Regions from separate parts of the Mus musculus genome. Here region 1 is linked to region 2. A link is a contact called in ENCODE Hi-C or POLR2A ChIA-PET data. All regions are on one chromosome and are shown on one strand. Each heading gives the region's core, a stretch centred on a gene start or an enhancer-like site at or near the end of the contact. The rest is flanking DNA. Distances are from core to core; before and after follow the strand shown. Region 1 holds the start of Kif20b (kinesin family member 20B). Region 2 holds the start of Pank1 (pantothenate kinase 1).

Region 1 (4,834 bases), core at 563-3,062, 43 kb before region 2:
CCAATTTTATTAAGATTTATTTTTTTCATTTTATGTATATGAGTACACTGTTGCTGTCTTCAAACACACCAGAAGAGGGCATGAGATCACATTACAGAAGGTTGCTGGGAATTGAACTCAGGACCTCTGAAAGAGTACTCAGTGCTCTTAACCACTGAGCCATCTCTCCAGCCCATAATCCAATTTTTTAGGTAGATTTACCCAAAGACATGTCATGAACAATGCAATTAGCAAAAGAAAAAAATATGAACTGTTCACTTGGCCTGATACCCTCCTCTCACATGTCAAACAGCAGAGACAGCAGGGATGACTTAAGATCTTCTGCTAGTCTCGTTACTTAGTATCTCCCAGAAAATTGTTGCAAACCAAATTTTAACATTTAGGACTAAAACTCGGTTATTTGCAAAATAAATTCCTATTTATTTTCCGATTATAAGTAAAAAAGTGAAATAATGCATATAAACTTTACATTTAAAATAAGAGAATTGGGTCCTAGCCCAGTAGGATGCAACTCTGGGTACCTGAGGTACCACAGCCAGAATCTCCAATAATAATGATGATGACGACAATGAAAATCACTAACTGACACATCACAAGGTTGAATGTGAATATGGAATAATGCCATCACTGAACTATTAAATCTGAATTGCACATCAAATCCCTATAGGATAAACCTAACCCTCCACCCCCCAAAAAATTAACATTTAAAATTTTCTAAGGGGGCTGGTGAGATGGCTCAGCGGTTGAGAGCACCGACTGCTCCTCCAAAGGTCCTGAGTTCAAATCCCAGCAACCACATGGTGGCTCACAACCATCTGTCACAAAAATCTGATGCCCTCTTCTGGAGTATTTGAAGACAGCTACAGTGTACACACATATAATAAATAAATAAATCTTTAAAAAAATTTTTTTCTAAGAATCTATCACGCCGGGCAGTAGTGGCTCACGCCTTTAATCCTAGCATTTGAGAGGCAGAGGCAGGCGGATTTCAGAGTTCGAGGCCAGCCTGGTCTACAGAGTGAGTTCCTGGACAGCCAGGGCTACACAGAGAAACCCTGTCTCGAAAAATAAAAAGAAAGAAAGAAAGCAAGCATCTACCAGATGCACAATACCAGAGAGAAAAGGTCGCCTCTCTCCTAATTTTTCAAAGAAACAGATTTAACAGTCTAAAGCACCTAGCACCGGGATTCCCTATTTAAGTAGAAAGACAATCATCTAAATTTGTTTACTCTTCACGACAGGCTCAAAATACAGACCAACGGAAGTAGTACTGGACTAAAACTGACTCACTTCAATTTCCTTTATATACACATAAAACCCAAATATGCTTCTTTTCTAGCCACAAAGTAATGTGACATTTTTTTTTAAAAAAAGCCCCCACTGGACTCAACCTAGAAAGAGATCTTGTCACGTGACAAAACAACTGCTCACCTCCCGAATTCAGGCAACCAGACGTGGCAAATCTTTTTGTGTCTAATAAAACTAGTGTCTGTGAATCTAAAGTGTACCTCCTTTACCGGACCAGGAAACCGAGGCCTAGACAGACCGAAGTCTTCCGCCTCAAGGCTTAACTCGCTTAACTCCCTGAAGCTCAGCCCCACCTTCAGCAGCCCCGCACCTAGACTACGGGCATCACGAGCCCCGACAACGCTGACACGGCCGAGGCGTCGCAGCTTCGTGCCCTCTGTGCAAGCAGCCACCCTCGGAGCCCCCAAAATCGTCAGCTCCTCACTTACTGCAATCGCTGGTCCCTGCACGCCTCCCCACCTGCAGAATTCCACTTCCTCCCGGTTTTCAAATTCAAACAATGGCGGCTCGGCGCCGCGCTGAACCCTGGGAGTGGGCGGGGCTTCCGGCGAGCCCTGGGGGCTGGACCCGCTCGCGGCCGAGTTTCGCCCCCGCCTCCGGAAAAGGCTTTCAAGTCTGGGGGGCGGGACTCGGTGCTCCGGGCGACCGATGGGGCAGTAGCAACGCTCGTGGGCTACCTAGCTGGGAGTTTCTCGGGGCCATATTAGGTTTGACCCTAACGATACCTGTTCGGTACTCAGGTCTCAGGTTCCGTCCTAGACCCGCATGATGACGAGCCTTGCTGAGGCCGCTGTCTCCGCACTGCCTCCCGCGATGCCCCCAGGAGCGGAGGAATGGCAAACTATTCCTCCTATTACACCTCAGAGTCCTGTCATTCCCCGGGGCAGAAAGGACTTGCGACCTGGGACCAAGTTAACTCCCCTCTTTAAGTGATTCTTCTTGTCGATGACGGCCCTCTTGGATGAAACACGTTTTCCTCAAAATACATTTTAGGAGCATATCCTTCATCTTTTTATACCCCCTTTTTGATGTTTCTGAAAGCATAAATCAGCTACCGCTGAGAGGCACTGTGCAGTGCCCCAAAATGTAAGTGCCCATGTGTCCTTCTCCGCTTCCCTAAAGTAACCCTCTGAGTGCAGGGCTAATTTACTAATACATTCATATGACGAGAATTTACTATTGAGGCTAGACTTTCACTTTGAATAAAAATAATGCTAACGTAAATTGAGCATTTACCTTATGCTTCCGCTGGCACTACCTTTATAAAATGGATTGTCTGACTGGTGCTAAGAACCCTTTAAAGTAGGTATTGCTACCGTCCCATTTAATACATTCTAAATAAGTAATGGGCACAAACGTAAATGGAGGGTTGGAGAGATGGCTTAGTGGTTAAGAACACTGACCTCTTCCAGAGGTCCTGAGTTCAATTCCCAGCAAACCACATGGTGGTTAACAACCATCTGTAAAGTGATCCAACGCCCTCTTCTGGTGTGTCTGAGGACAGCAACAGTGTACTCATATAAATCTTTTAAAAAACAAAAAAGCCGGATAGTGGCACATGCCTTTAATCCCAGCACTTGGGAGGCAGTGGCAGGCGGATTTCTGAGTTCGAGGCCAGCCTGGTCTACAGAGTGAGTTCCAGGACAGTCAGGACTACACAGAGAAACCCTGTCTCGGGGGGGGGGGGGGAAGAAAAGTAAATGGAACCGGGATTTAAAATCAGTTGAAGAAGTTTTGTTACCTTAGCTTTTCTGTGATCATATTTTCAGCTATTGCACTTAATTAGAAGGATTTTTGGAACACTAGCTTGACAACCTTAGTGTTTTTCGATCTTGATACAGAATTTATATCTCCTACCACTACCCTGCCTCTGACTTCTTTCATACACACACACACTTCTCCCCCAAACAAAATAATCAAATTTGAGAAGAACTAGTTTGGATAAGATAGTAGATAAGATAAGTAGATTTGAATAGATAAGTAGATACAAGGCCAGAAGGAAAAATGAAGAAAGAAATGTAAATATGAAAGAAAAGAATAAAATAGAGACCTTCCCAGGCTGGAATTTATGTTTTGTTTTTAAACAAAATTTCTATGTAGGCCAGGCTGCCTTGGCCTCTTTCCAATGCTGAAACTATAGGAGTGTACTAGCATACTTCCCTAGCTGGACGTCAGATTCTAATGGGCTTTGTCAATTTTCATTGCTCCTTCAGATAAGTCTAACCCCCTGGATCCGATTTTTCTACCACACCTCACAGTGTCATGTTGCTTTTGCTAGTTACCAACAATTCTTAGCCCTCCGTGGGGCACTTGTATGTGTTGGTTTTGCAAACATTCGTTGGAAATTTGCAGTGCACTGTTTTTGAGGGTGGTAGAGACAGTAGGTGAGAAGAGTGAGCACAAAGACTCTTAAGGACAAATTCTAATAGGGCAACAGCCATGTCAGAAAACATTTACAGAATTACAACTACATCAGGTGCTTTAAAAGAAACTGTCTTAGAATGTGATGGGGAAACCAGAGCAAATGTTTGATCTGTATCATCAAGGATTGTTAGGAATTAACTAGTTAAGTAATATGAACATCCCAAGCCTAGGACACATGATACCAGGCACGAGGGGCGGGGAGAAAACAAAATCCAACAGATCTCCTGTTATTTGGTTCTAACTCCCAGTGGCATTTCCAGGTTAACTATAAATGTTTTACACTTGAAACATTCTTCCCGGGCTACAGGGTTAAGCATGCCCAGTATAGTTTAGTATAGCATGCCCTTTATAGTTCGCATTTCATTGGCCAGTCTCCTTTCTCTTTTACTCAAGCTCTAAAGTAAAGGAACAATGAGTACTGAGACCTCTACTCTCTCCTGTCTAGCTTCTACATGACAAGTTAACCAACTCTTATAATCAACATCTTTATTCGTCTTTACCAGAGAATAATTCTTTCTTCTCAGATCTCACATCAGAGACCTAACTACACGGAAATATTCGATTACCCGCTGTGGTAGTATGAATATGCTTGGCCCAAGGAGTGGCACTATCAGGAAGTGTGACCTTATTGGGAAAAGTGTGTCACTATGGGAGTGTGATTTGAGATCTCTTAGCTGCCCATGAGGCTTCTTTTCAATGGAGATGTAGAACTCTTGGCTCCTCCAACACCATGTCTGCCTGCACACTGCCATGCTTCCATGATAATGGACTGAACCCTTGAAAGTGTAAGCCAGCCCCCAATTAACTGTTGTCCTTTATAAGAGTTGTCTTGGTCATGGTGTCTCTTCACACTAATAGAACTAAGACACCCACTTAATGAAGTGTGACAGATTCGTCTAACACAATATGTTCAGGATGGGATGCTGGGTTTTTCACTGTGGAATCCCAATCCTTCTTCTCCTTAATTTCTTCCATAGTCATTGAATCCTTTCCCTCAGCACTCACTTAGTACATCAACATTTGTACTTTGTGGTATGTCGTTTTGCTTTGTTTTTTTGAGAGAAGATCTCATTTTGCAATGCATACTAGCCTGGACACAAAC
Region 2 (5,415 bases), core at 806-3,305:
CTCCCTTCTCCTTACTGTTCTAGCTCTCCTGGAGCACATGATGGCTCATGTTCACCACCCACACATACCCGTGAATAAACCTGTGGGATGTCACCTGGCTTGTGCTTGAAAGGGAAGTAGGTGAGAGACTTTCTGTACCAGGACTTCTGCCCTGACTGGGTCTGAGCCACTTGGCTCAGGCCTCCCTCACCACGCCTGTGAAATCAAGCTGGAGGAGGTGTCCTTGAAGTCACTACAGTGCCAATCTACTCGGCTCAGATCTGTGAGAATTTGCTTATTGAGACGTGGCAATGGAAGCTTTTTTTAGTAAATTTACCACATGAAGTGAGAAGCCCTAAGATCACAGTCCCTTGTTTAGTTTCAAGTGAGCATCCAGAGCTTCCTCAGAATACAATGCTGGTGAGCCTTAACAGAGTATGCAAGGCACACTTAACTGCTTATCGGAGCAGTGGGGAGACACAGGGACCAAGTGGAATGTGACTGCACATTTATATTATTCCACTTCATCTTTGATGTCCCATTACTATGATCATGAAGATATAAGGGAACACATGCATTTTACTTTAACAGTACTAGGGACTGAACCTAGAGCCTTATGCTAGCCAAATGCTAGACATCTCCAGCATCTCTCCAGCATTTTTTTTTTTTTTTTTTTGAGACAGGGTTTCATTACGTAACGAAAACTGACTTGAACTAAGTAGTTAAGGCAGGACTTCAATTTGAGGTCTTCCTCCTCAGGAGGTTTAGCCTCCCGAGTAGTTGGGATGCAGGGCTGTGTTACTAGGTAGGCTATGTGTATTTTGTAGCCAGAAGAAGGAGGTATAAAGGGTTATAGGAATAGGGAGAGATTATAAGCCTGAAGGAGCAAGTTGTACAGAACTGGACAAAAATCAGATGGGCTGAGGCTGGATTACCTAAGGCAATTTCTCAAATCATATAAGCCCAAGGAAGCAGGGAAACAGGGATTAAGTTCTAGTTTTGGTCTTAGTCTCAGTTATGTCTCTGTGCCTTGGTTTCCTGATTTGAAATGACAGGTGGATGAAACAGAGTGGCCTCATTGATTCTGAACCTGTTGATTTTGGGAAGGGCTCTGCCAGAAGAAATCCTCAAACCAAATGTAAACCCCGGGCACAGCTAATGCCAGTTTTGGACCCATGGAGGATTTAGTTCAAGGGGTGGGTAGGCTAATCACAGGTCACTTTTGCTAGGATTAAGGTAGAGGGAAGTTCAAGTTGTTGAAGCTGGCCTTTGGAGACTTCGGTTCTCACCTCTTTAATACAGATGTTTTCAGAGGGTCAAAGAGCTTAGTTTGAGCTTGGTGATGTGCAAATTCAGTGAGGGGCCTGGCCTCTGCCCGCTGTATTCATAGTCATTGGAAACAATAGCCTGCCGTTATGTTCTCTCTATTCCTTCGTAGGGACAGAATCCCATGATAAGAAGTGTCTGACTGTTATATCCCCAGCCTGACTTTAATGTCTACATTAGACTCTTGTGGGCATTTATTATGTGCAAAGGTTATATTAGGTACTTTTGTGACACACAAGAGTCCCCTTTGGACAGACACAAAAGCTAAGGCCTCAAGAAGTCCCCAATACCCAAATGTGTCCCGCTTGCTGGGCACTGCCTATAACAGGTGTGTTAAGTACTGACTTTGTCTTTTGCTCAGTGTCAGTGGGAATCGGAACTGGGAACTGGGGGCTAACTCTGAGGGCTATCATGGTGCTGGTTCCCCTTCTCATAACCAAGGCAACTTTTTATTTCATAAATAACAGAACAGGGCATTGTCCCCTGCCGGTCTTTTCTGGGTGAGGAATGCGCTTTTTATAGCTTGGGATCGGTTCTGTTTACTTGGTTTCTTCTAGCACCGGTTATTCCTGCCTAGTTTTGTCCTTCACTGTCCTTTCTCTCTCTTCCTAGGTTTCCTCTCTGCAAACGACAACTCGAGAACACATGCTGTTTGTGTGAGTGTGCCAACCAAGGAATTTCACTCCCCTCCTTCTCCAAGGCTGCCTACCTCTCTATAAATAATTGTTCTCTTCCCTCCCTTCAGACCTGGGAGTAGTTTGGTCACATTAACGCACGCGCGCCTGCTCACACACTTTCGTGGGGCGGGGATGTAGCATGGGTGACCTTGTGAAGGTACTAGCCCACTGGGGATAGGATTAGCAAACCTGAAACCTCTGCAAATATCTGGCTTCCTCCGGCATTCCTCCCGAGGCTTCTGGCTGTCTCGTGCCTACCTCACCCAGTACCCTTTAGGCTCGCTCCGCCACACAAAGCCCCATCCGCCTATCTCCTCTTCGCAAACCCCGAGAACTTCATTCCGCACGTTGAAACTCGTCGGTGGCGGTGGCGGGTAGGACTGGGCATGCTCAGTGGCGGGGACAGGTCTGGGAGGCGAGGAAGCCGCATTTGAAGTGGCTCGGCCTTGGGATGAGGGGGAGGCGGGCTCCCCGGCCGGGGTCCACCGAGGTTCCCGCAGCTGCGCGCGATGCCGACACGCTGCGGGCGAGAGCAGCAAGCCCGGTGCGCGGGGCCCAGCTCGCCGAAGACGTGGGGACGCCGACGGGAGGAGGGGAGGAGCGCCGGGGCCACCAGCTCCCGACCGCGGCGCCGAGGCTGCGGGAGAGCAAGCCCCAGGGTGGATCGGAAGATCGGGGAACGGCCGACCGTGACCTCCAGCGAGGCTGCCAGAGCCGGAGCCCGCGCACCGCTCCGCCGGTCCCGGGCATGGGCGACCGCGGCGCGCAACACGAGCGCGCGGCCCTGCAGTCCCCGGGGGCCCCCGAGGGCGCCGCGGCCGCCGTGAACGGGCTGCTGCACAACGGCTTCCACCCGTCGGCCGCCAGCAGCCGCGACCCGCCGGCCCCACGCTTCCAGCTCCCGTCCGAGCTGCAGCCGCAGCCGCTGTTCGCCCAGCATGATTCTCCGGCCAAGAAATGCCGGCTGCGGAGGAGGATGGACTCCGGGAGGAAGAACAGGCCGCGTAAGTCCTGCCGGCAGGGAAGCGCCGGTGCCCGCGGTCGAGGGGGGCGACAGAGTGCCGCTCTGGACTGCGTCCTCCCTAGAGGCGTCGGGCGTCCAAGGTGGCGGCCCGCGGTGGCGCCTGTCTAGTCCGATCCGCCTACTGGGTCGGTCAGACACTAGCTGGAGCTGCTCCCTCGGTCACCGTAGCGGCTGGGAGAACGCACTGCCCGCTGTTATTGGTGGCCGTGGGGCAAACAACCCGACTGATCTTGGGTCTGGGACTAGGAGGAGGGCGGGCTGGCACAGCCCGGGGCTCACTGCTCCCTTCTCCGAGCACATCTTTTGGGGCGTGCATCTCAGGCTACCAGTTTGCCCTTTGAATCGCAGAGTAACCGCCAGTATCTAGGGCCCATTGGCAAGCTTAAGGAGGCGTGGAGTTTGACAATCCCCCAAATCACAGCCTATTAAACAGTGTTTCCACACAGCCAGTGAGACGGCTGGTGTAGAGGGAAACACCCACTGACACCATGTGGGCCGGAACGGTGTGGACCAATGAGGATTGCAGGTGGATTCCCCCCCTCCCCTTGGAGTGGGTCGAGTTGAGTGTTTGTAATTGTACAACTCCAAAAAGTGCGTTGTTTCACAACCTGAGACTTGTATATATAATGGTAGACTGTAAAGGGTACCTTCCCCACCTGACATTCTGGGATGTCAGTTTGTAGGTAGAGATTACGAGTTGTTTTGTTTTGTTTTGTTTTGTTGTTGTTGTTTTTTTTCCTTATCTGAGCCTAACTCCATTCAACTGGTTACCTCTTTGTGGGTGTCTTTAATGAAGCTTGTAAATGGCAGAAAGCAAAGTAAGTAGAGTCCACGGTAGTGAGCGATCGGATTCAAACGGGTACCTGTTGCATATCAATTAACTGTTCTGGGTTGGGAAATGATTAAATTGGGCTTCAATTTCTGTAAAAGGTTGATGTTTGGAAAACAGCATAACTCCTTCGCCTGTCTTTGCTTATAATTTTTATCTTTCTGTTCATAGTTTTCATAGCCTTTCTGCAATGCATTCGTTTCTAAAACGTTGGGAACCGCTTTAACACGTCTGGGTGAATCCAGTGCTTACATTTTGCAATGTTAATGTTGTGTGGAGTTTGGGAATTGCCCAGCAGATTTGATTTGGCCATGGCTGTTAGACGGTTATTAAGCATCTGCGTTTTTTGTTTGTTTGTTTGTTTTTGTTTTACATACTTTTTATAGTTTCTAGGAAAATTATTTTATGAACTTGAGATTGGCTGATACCCGTGTCTTATTTCGTTTGTTTTATTTCCCTGAGTCCACATTTTATTTATTTCTCTGATCTCCATCTTAAAGAGTTTATTATAGTTTTCAACAACAGTAACTAGACTCTAAGAGAAAAGTTGGGGAGTCTGAGTAAGGAGACTCCCTAGCCTGAGACCAGCCTGAGCTACGTGGTGAGTTGGGGGTGGGATGGTAGATAGGCAGTCACTGGTTTGAAGACCTTTCTTTTAGTGTTTTTTTTTTTTTTTCCCATTTTCTAACACTTACTGTGTGGTGGTGGGTATGTGGATGCGAGCGTGCTCGGCAGTCCAGGAGGTCAGAGGACAACTTTGAAGAGCTGGTCTCTCCTGACACGTGATCACACTCGGGTCATCAAACTCACATTGACCGGCTTGGTGACAAGGGCCCTTACCTACTGAGCTGTCTCTCTGGCCTCTTTTGGTATTTTCAAGACAGTGTTTTGTGATACAACCCCAGGCTGGCCTGAAACTCTTGGTATTCCTCAGACCTCGACCTCCCAAGTGCTAGGATCATCATACCTTACTCTGCACTGCTTAAAATACAATCTCTAACAATGATTTGAAGAAGCGAAAACTAATCTGAGCCTTAACTATGCTTTCAAAGCCATAGGAATTATTTTAAAAGACAAGGAAATGTAGTTTTCTGCCTGTGTATAGTGTCAGAAGCTAAGTGGTTTGTGTTTCTTACAAAAAAATAAATAAAAAAATAAAAGCTTTTAATTCTTCTTTTATTTATACATTCTGTTAAGTTATTTATAAATTATTTATTTACTTATTTTGTTTTCATGAGATAGGACCGTACGTAGCCCAGGCTGGCCTGAAACGTCACGTGCAGCCAAGAATCATCTTGAGCTCTTTGATCCTCCTGCCTCTAAAATAATTCATCACACTCGGTTTATTTACAACTTTTGTTTGTTTGTTTTTTGAGTTCGGGACTCTCTATGTAGCATTGGCTGACCTAGAACAGGGGAGTTATAGAGGTTCATCTAGTCCTGCCTTTTGGGTGCTGGGATTAAAAGGGGTGTGTCACCAGCCTGTTGTATTTACAGTCTTTTAAAGGACTGAATCAACACTTATTTTCCTTATCCTATTATGTTTAATTTTCTTAGATTTGAGCACACATTGATTTTCT

The links. A loop is a pair of places that touch in the nucleus more often than their neighbours do. ChIA-PET counts read pairs that join two places held with the same protein, here RNA polymerase II (POLR2A).
Region 1: a loop to region 2 is called in a map of left cerebral cortex, with 8 times the contacts of the local background. The contact joins the promoter of Kif20b here to the promoter of Pank1 in region 2. A Hi-C loop is called at or near these places in 13 of 37 maps with a recorded cell type or tissue (adrenal gland, gastrocnemius, heart and 2 more). POLR2A ChIA-PET finds 5 or more read pairs at or near these places in 2 of 5 experiments (Patski and embryonic stem cell).

What each region holds. Positions count from the first base shown.
Region 1 is chr19:34,919,336-34,924,169 of GRCm38, reverse strand. Kif20b (kinesin family member 20B) reads right to left here and starts at 1,812. Exons shown (of 32, transcript NM_001362434.1): 1 at 1,737-1,812.
Region 2 is chr19:34,876,095-34,881,509 of GRCm38, reverse strand. It overlaps Pank1 (pantothenate kinase 1), which reads left to right and starts at 2,055. Exons shown (of 7, transcript NM_001114339.2): 1 at 2,055-2,986. The coding sequence starts at 2,434.